Linked DNA regions of Homo sapiens: region 1 is linked to region 2. Evidence: chromatin loops called from intact Hi-C (ENCODE). Cell type or tissue: ovary. All regions are shown on one strand. Links, peaks and the distances in the headings refer to the core of each region. The heading gives the core; the rest is flanking DNA. Region 1 overlaps BZW1 (basic leucine zipper and W2 domains 1). Region 2 overlaps SGO2 (shugoshin 2).

Region 1 (4,407 bases), core at 216-4,215, 260 kb before region 2:
GTTCCAATCAACTTCCTGGGTTGTTGTTAGCAACCTGCGACACCACAAGGGCTTAGCAGAACAGAGAAAGCTAAAACCAAGCTGGTTGTTGGTCATATCTGCTTGCCTTCTTCCAACAGTTGGATATTTTTCATTTGCCATTAACTCTCCTCTCTTGTTCTTAGAAGTTGATAATATTTATACTGTTACTACAAAGGATTTTGTGAGATTCACTGAATACTTGACCAGTCACACAAAGCATGATTATCATTCACTACTGGGCTATAAGGATTTCAGCTACTATCTTGCTTCTCCTTTTTTATAGTTGCTAAAGCAGGCATCATAATGATGGCTGCTGGCACTTAAATTACCTTCCACCAGTTCCTATCAAACATAAAAACCTGTATTTATGGCTGGGCGCGGTGGCTCACGCCTGTAATCCCAGCCCTTTGGGAGGCCGAGGCGGGTGGATCACCTGAGGTCGGGAGTTCGAGACTAGCCTGACCAACATGGAGAAACCCCATCTCTACTAAAAATACAAACAAAATTAGCCGAGTGTGGTGGCACATGCCTGTAATCCCAGCTACTTTAAGTAGAACTTCTCAACTGCCCCATGTAGTTGAGACTGTCATTTTATCACTGGGTAAAATGATACCATTTTTTTCCCCCAGAGATGGGGTCTCACTATGTTGCCCAGGCTGGAGGGCAGTGGCTATTCTCACATATGATCATAGCTCACTATATCCTCGAACTCCTGGACTCAAGCAATTCTTTATCTCAGCCTCCCCAGTAGCTGAGATTACAGGTGTGTGCCACTGTGCCCAGCAATGATATCATTTAATCAAAATTAGATTGCCATTCTCATTTTACAGGTTCAGGAAACAAGATTCAGAGGCTAAATTATTTGCCCAGTCACACAGCTAACAGATGGAGACAGATCTTTCTCCATTAGACTGTAGGTATGCACTGTTTTGTTCAGATATTAGGCATTTGCAAACCATATTTTATCAGCAAGTGCAATTTGTCTTTCACGGTATCCTAATAATTTACAGATTATATTCTTGAGACTGGACTCTCCAATTTGCCAGTCCCTCCCACATCCTTTCGTTTTGCATTCAGCCTACTCTTCCTTTCCTATCTCCTCCTATGGGCTTGAATCTTGGGGTCCAGTGCTGTTCATTACCATAGTCTTAAAGCTCAGCAGAGGGCCTGACAGTGTATGTTTCACATTTGCTGACTGCCAGCTTCTCATCCTGTCTTGGTCACATCAAGCAATACTAACCACAGGGCACAAATAGCTTTCATCTAATCTTGTCTAAGAAAAGTTGCTTCCTAATACTTGGAATTCACATAACAGTTTTCATTCTACAAGCAAACATCCCTCCTAGTTGTCTTTTTAATAACAGTATTAAGCGTGACACCTACAGTCCCAGCCACTGAGGTGCGAAGATTGCTTGAGCCCAGGAGTTTGAGGCTGCACTCAGCTATGATCATGTCAGTCTGGGTGACAGGACAAGACCACCTCAAAAAACAAAACACAAATGGTATTAACTGATGGGCTTTATAATCTTTTTCCTATCTTCACTATTCCCTGGATACTAATCCAGTCAGTAACCAGCTTGTTCAATTACCTGCAGGTTTGGATGTGACAAGCTCTGCCAACTACACAGCACATAGTGACGAAGAGGAAAAGGCAGATGAAGCTGAATAGTTCATGAAAGACCACCTAGGCAAAGACAAAGATTTTAAACTGGTAAACTACATCCAAAGACCACTCTTGCTGTTAAAAGATGAGATACACAAAAGTGGATGCAAAAATCACTTAGTAACTAGGTAAGATGCTGGTGGCCTGAACTGCGGTGGCATTTGAGATTACTTTGGAGTTAAAGTGGACAGGACTTGAAGCATTCTGGAGTAGATCACATTCATCTCTTTTGAATTAAACACTGGCATTTTTGGAACATGTACCAACAGTTTGAAGTACATGAGCCATACAAATGCAAAAATGAGACTGGAGAAAAAAATATCTGGAAGCACAGGCCCTTACATCATATTTAAAACACTGAGCAAAATGGGAAAGGTCAAGGACTGAGGCCTTAGTGTACAACCAACTGAACAGTCATTGCTTTTCTCTACATTAACAAGGAGTCTCATGAAATTTTATTCCATTTCAAGGGTACAGACAAGAAGCAAGTTTCACAGTTAAACACAGAAATAACGCAGCAATAGAATTACTGGCTTGGATGGCTGTATTTGAGGTTTTTTAGAGTGCCAAGAGCTAAATGAGTTACCAGCTATCCAGTTTTCTCCATTCTGTGTGCCGTCCTGGGCGCCATTGCTCCTAACTAGAATGGAAATGAGGTGTATTTACAGAGAAAATATTTTGTTCTTCAAATGCCAGAGACTGTTGAGTATCTTTTTGAAGTCATAGAGGCTTCAGTCTATAAATGAATCACTTATTTCCAACAGGTTTATCTCTAACTTTTAAGCATAGCCTTCAGGATTTCAGATTAAAAAAAAAAAAGCTGTAAACTATTTTTGTCCTTAAGAATATTAGCATGAACTAGCTCCTAGCTTGTTTTGCCAAGGTATTTTTAAATGGTTACACTGACTGGAAACAGAACAGCTCAATTATATTTGATTAACGTTGTAGCACCCCAAATGCACTACACAACCACCAACATTCTAATCATACCACAGTTTAACAAGCTATCAGTCCTTCTGGATAAGATGACAAAGCAAGGGATTCTGCAGATTTTAACCACTGTCCCCACTAGAGCACTATAGTAGTTGCCACAAGCAGTTAAGCCTTTAACAACTGAGGTTCTGATTCAAGGTTACTAAAATGACAGTGATTGAGTACATTTAAAAATACCTTAGCCGGGCTTGGTTGGTGGGCGCCTGTAATCCCAGCTAGGAGGCTGAGACAGGAGAATGGTGTGAACCCCCAAGGCGGAGCTTGCAGTGAGCCGAGATTGTGCCACTGCACTCCCGCCTGGGCGACAGAGCGAGACTCTGTCTCAAAAAAAAAAAAAAAAAAAAAAAAAAAAAAAAAAATATCTATCTATCTATCTATCTATCTATCTATCTATATCTTCATCCCATCAACTCATTAAGAACTGAGACTATACTCCTAGCATAAAGATGAAAGGATGATAAGTACACTGGAAAATAAAAATAATTAGATTTGAAATGACTGTTAATTGCCTCTAGTTAAGCTGGGAGAAAAAAGTGAAGAGAAAGGAGTCAGAAAGCCTTTCTGATCCAGTTTCATATAATTATGTCTAAGATTGTTCAGATATTAATCCACTTAAGAGTTTTTGGACAAAAGCCAATTATAAACTCATTACTCCAAAGACAAAGGTACTTGTCACATCATCCAGATTCCACTTAAATCAAGTCCACTGAAAACCTTTTTATTCCTGGTATTTTAACCTGTAGGCCTTAGTAGGCTGGGGAATAGAAAAACTTCGTATTGATACTAGAGGACTAATACTGAGCATGAAAAATCATAGCAAGGCAATTTACCAGAATTTGCAAATACTTATCAACCTATTTTATATGGCACCTGTAGACAGCATCTGAGGAATATTTGTACAAAGGTAATTTGGTAATTTAAGTAACACTGTACACTAAAACTTTGGCATCTACATTACATTTAAAGCCAACCAATAGTTGTCAGTTCCTGCAAGCAGCCTACTTCAGTATGAGAGCAGAGGTTTATCAGTGTTATGCCTACAACTTTAATTCATTCATCTAGAGGATTTTCACTGATTTTTATAGAAAGAACCCAAATGATTCTACTTAGTAATACATTTATAATCAAGAAAGAATCTGTTAAGACCTTGAAAGACAGCAGGAAATGCTTTGTCTGTTGCCTGTGGTGGGGTAAGGAACAAAGCACAACTGGTGAAAGATTGGCTGAAAATGAATTTCGTCTACTTTCTATTGACCCTGACAGAAAAAATACTACTTCACTGTATAAACATAAAGACATGCCTGCCAATGCAAAGGTCTATCACTAGGTCTTCTTCCCTTTTAAAAAATATTAGAGCATGCATTCTCAATGGGGGTCAATCACTACCAAGGATTTAAAAAAAAAAAATTGGTTGGGCATGGTGGCTCACGCCTGTAATCCCAGCACTTTGGGAGGCCAAGGCAGGCAGACCACGAGGTCAGGAGTTTGAGACCAGCCTGATCAACGTGGTGAAACCTCTACTAAAAATACAAAAATTAGCCAGGGGTGGTGGTGGCCGCCTGTAATCCCAGCTACTCAGGAGGCTGAAGCAAGAGAATCGCTTGAACCCAGGAGGCAGAGATTGCAGTGAGCTGAGATCATGCCATTGCACTCCAGCCCAGGTAACAGAGTGAGACTGTCTCCAAAACAAAAACAAAAACATTTTACTCTTTTCATGTACAAAGCACAGA
Region 2 (4,407 bases), core at 94-4,093:
TATATATTGTTTTTAAATTCCATAAAAATACCAGTTAGAAAATACTTCACTGGCTAAGTAAAAAACGAAAACAAAAAACAAAACACTTCTAAAACTTTATCATTTCATAATGGTTATTAACCTACCTATTCCTGATTTTTGGGTTCTCCGGTTGACTTTAAATTTCATCTTGTTCATCTTCTCATGCTCATCATCACTTACTTGAAAGGCTGGGGAGCACTCCAAGGCAAAATTTTCTTTTATTATCACATTTTTACCAGAAGAAACGCTCAAAGGTACTAAACCTTCACGAACACTGTCAAAGGAAGAATCTTGTATGTTAGGTGAATGTATCTCAGACAAAGATCTAAATGCCTTTGTGTAAAAGTCTGGCTTATTTTTGACCATTTTCTCATTCTCCAAATTGTTTTCCTTATCAGCTTGTTCAGATACAGTAGACTTTCCCTGAACGCTGTCAAGTATTCTTTCCATTACTTCATGGCTCTCTGGAGAAGGATCTATGGAGGTCTTCCTTTTCTTTGACTTAGATGTCATTTTATTTACCTTTTTAACCTGACACTCTCCTTCTTTTATTTCTTCCACAAAAGGGAGATCTTTTTTATTCAAAGTGGTAGTGCTTTGCTTCTGAGTCTTACATAGTTCAACTGGGTTTCCTGGATCAGAATCTGCTTCACTAGTAATATGTTTTAAATCAGATTCTAAGGAGATAGATGTCTGTGAAGATTCTGTTAACTGTGAAGCAAGTTTGTTCTTAGCTTTTGTCAAAATGTTCTTTGCCTTGCATGATGATTCTTTCTTACGTTTTTTAACTACTTTGTAGGAATCTAAAATTTGATCACAACTTTCCTTTTCATTACTGTTGACTTCCATATAGTGTTTATTGATAATGTCTTGGCATTCAAGTTTTTGTTTAGATTTATTTACTTTAAAATCAAGATCTTTTGTATAGCTTTCTTGGACATGTGCATCTTTATCATTATCCTCATATATCTGGTTCATTTCAGAAATTATTTCTGTCTTCCAATTCACTTTATTCCTGAGCTTATTTATTTTTGATTCATTTTGCTCAGCAGATTTCCTATCAGTAACATACTTTTTCAACTCCAATATATTCTGGGTGTCATAATCACATAAATTTCCATTATCTTTGATGAGAAGATCAACTGTTTGAAATTCATTTGTGACTTGTAGATTTTCAGAAATTGTTTCTTTATCCTTTGGGGTTAGAGAGAAGAAGTTATCTTTTTCTAGGTCATGTACACCTTTGTTATCATTCTCATATATTTGGTTGGTTTCAGGAATTATTTCTGACTTTTGACATACATTTAGTCTAGGCTTCTTACCTATTTTTGAATCATTTTGACAAGCAGGTTGCATATCATGGCCATGTTTCACCCCCAAAACATTTTGAATCTCAGAATCATACAGGTTTCCACTATCTTTGGTAGAAAGAGCAGGTGTTTCAAACTCACTTGGGTCTTCTAGGTTTCCAGGGATGATTTCCTTATCTTTTTGCGTTAAAAAGAGTGAGTGACTTTTAACTGTGTATTCTATACTTTTGTCATTATCTAAATGATTCACTTCAGAAATTATTTCTGTCTTCCGATTTACTTTCTGCCTAAGCTTCTTATTAACTTTTGATTCATTTTGCTGAACGGGGTACATATTGGTGATCTGCTTTTGCAAACCCAACACATTCTGGGTCCTATAGTCACATTGATTTTCATTATCTCTAGTAGAAAGAGCTGGGATTTGAAGCTCTTTGGAAACTTCTATGTTTTCAGAGATAGGTTCTTTATCCTCTTGGGTTTTGAAAAAAAAATTACCTTTTTTTAGGCCATGCACCACATCTTTATCATTATCCTCATACATGTGGTTCATTCCAGAAATTATTTCTGTCTTCCGGTTTACTTTCTTTCTAAGCTTATTAATGTTTGATTCATTTTGCTCTGAGGGTTGAATATCAGTGACATACTTTTTCAAATCCAATATATTGTGGGTCCCATAATCACATAAATTTCCATTATCTTTGGTGGAAAGATTGGCTGTGTGAAATTCATTTGTGACGTCTAGGTTTTCATAAATGGTTACTTTATCCTTTTGGTTTGGGAGTAAGTTATCTTTTTCTAATTTGTGAATCACAAATGTCTGTCTAGAAGCTTTACTTTTATTACAAGTTAGGGAATTCTGACCCTTATCAAATTTACTCTCCTGGTGAAATTTACCTGAACTTTGGGATAAAGAGTATGTTTCCTCTTGCTCATTTGTTATTCTTTTCTCCTTTTTATTACACAGTACATTTTCTCTGTCACCTTGTTCAAAGCCAGTTTGAAGGGTCATTTTCTTTAGTTCATTCACCTGAGCCAGCTGTTCATTCATCTGAGCCAGCTGTTCATTATTGAAAATAAAACCGGGATCTTCTGCACCCCTTTTGCCATCCAGGACATCAGATCTTTCTGTCCTGTTTTCAATCTTTTCCCCAATATCGACATCTGAACTATTTTTAAACTGTCTCTTTGATCTTTCTCTCTTTTTTTCAGAGCTGGAATCTTTCACTTTTCTGAAAGTTTTCATTCCATGTTCATTTGTTTTTTTATTACTTTTCTTTTTAATGCCTGTTGAGACTGTGACAATTTTGCTGACTTCACTAGCAGTTAAATCCATGTCAGCATCATACACAGTTTTCTGCAATTGAAAGTCATCATTATCCTCAATTTGATTCATGCACTCTGCATTAGGTTCTCTGGCAGACTCAGAAGATAAGCCAGGAAGATCCTGTTTATTTCTTTGCATTTCAGTATTTGTTTCATTAGTATGACCATTTATCTCATTATTGCAATTTAATTCTGGACTTGAAATGTGTTGTTTATCTAAAACTGTTGCACAGGGAGTGTCTGCAGAAAGATTATTTGATTCCCAAGATGACCCACGCTTCTTCCTTTCAGTCACATTACTAGGAGATGGTTTCTCCCATCTGCGGCCAATAGACTGGGCGTTTCTCATCTCACTCATTAGAGAAGTCTTAGAACTTTGGTCTGAGTGGGAATGGCTTTCTATTAAGAAAAGGAAAACAAAACTCAGAAACAAGTAATGAAATAAATAAGTTACCTTAAACAAATTAGATTCGAAATCAAGCTGTTTCACAGATATAATTTCTGACAATGTGTTCTGATCAGATCCTAATATTACTAAGAATCTATGCTTATAAGAAAATAAGTTAGAAATGATGAATACTCCTAAATCACATTTTACATTTGTATCTACAGAAAATATATACTGAGAATTCTGCCTCAGCCCCAACAGTAGAGTGGAGTACAGCCAACAGTAGAACCATTAGCATACATTTCTAGAGTGAAAGGAGGCCAGCAAATGAACCCAAATAATAGTGATAGCTCTGAAAAGGATTGCTATCAAAGACTATCAACAGGCAGCTAAAATTTATATAAATTATATATACATATATTAATATATGTTTGTATGTGTGTAAATATATACACACATGTATATATGTATACTGTATACATTATATGTATACCATATATATGTGTGTATATATGTGTGTGTGTATATATTATATACATATACATATGCCCACACACACACACACACACACACACACACACATTTTCAGAAAGGAAAAACAATTCTAAGCTCTAAATTCAAAATTGTTATAGTTCCATATCCCAGTCTGAAAATCTATGGCAAATCTGTAAGCACCAGACTACACCACAGATTATCATTTAGGAATACTATGTAAATAAAATGTAAATGCCATCTTTTTTCTTGCTCAACCATTACCCAGACTCAAGTTTTTGCTTTACCATTAATTAACTGGTGATGATCTTCAAAGAGTCTCTATACCTATCTAGGCCCCCAATTTTCATATCTACAAAAAAAGAGGGTAAAACTAAGTAAATATATGGTATCTTTCAAATCATAAGCTAAGATATTGAGAAAAGCTCATTAGGTCCATTTATTTCTAAATATTTCTTCCAGAGTAACAGTATTAGGCCACTGTGGGTGTGATGTTTGTCAGCATATTTACTTTAAAATTAAATCTATCACCAGCAGTTTTAAATGGCAGAAGTTAGCAAATCGGTAACATAAGAGAGCTAACTTATTAACTGTTATACATAATTGCCCTCAGGAAGAACATCTGATGAATGTAACTAATACAAATACTCAAAATGAATTTTTAAAACAATCTCACCTCTGGGAGGTACATCAACTATAGAAGAAATATGTTCTGAATCATCTAAACCATATACATTTTGATTATTTTCTTTAAGAAATAACACTTCCGAATTATCCTGAGTTGATAAAGGTTGTGTTGTTGATCCTGAAGAGGGAATATCAGGTAATGTCTTTGATTTAATATTGTTGTCACACTGCATTTTCTCTTTATCT

The links. Peaks named below come from ENCODE experiments on the same cell type or tissue, not always from the same donor. Only the 100,000 strongest peaks of a DNase experiment are listed, where the experiment ranks them.
Region 1: a loop joins it to region 2, with 8 times the contacts of the local background. A loop is called at or near these places in 9 of 110 quality-filtered maps.

Annotation. Positions count from the first base shown.
Region 1 is chr2:200,825,037-200,829,443 of GRCh38, reverse strand. BZW1 (basic leucine zipper and W2 domains 1) reads right to left here. Exons shown (of 12, transcript NM_001207067.2): 12 at 2,106-4,407. Among named protein-coding and RNA genes, the nearest start is that of BZW1-AS1, 15 kb to the right of the region's middle. In ovary, for the core only: no CTCF peak of the experiment used is centred there; no DNase peak of the experiment used is centred there; H3K27ac peaks cover 3,270 bases.
Region 2 is chr2:200,569,696-200,574,102 of GRCh38, reverse strand. SGO2 (shugoshin 2) reads right to left here. Exons shown (of 9, transcript NM_152524.6): 6 at 4,211-4,407; 7 at 126-3,053. Among named protein-coding and RNA genes, the nearest start is that of AOX1, 14 kb to the left of the region's middle. In ovary, for the core only: no CTCF peak of the experiment used is centred there; no DNase peak of the experiment used is centred there.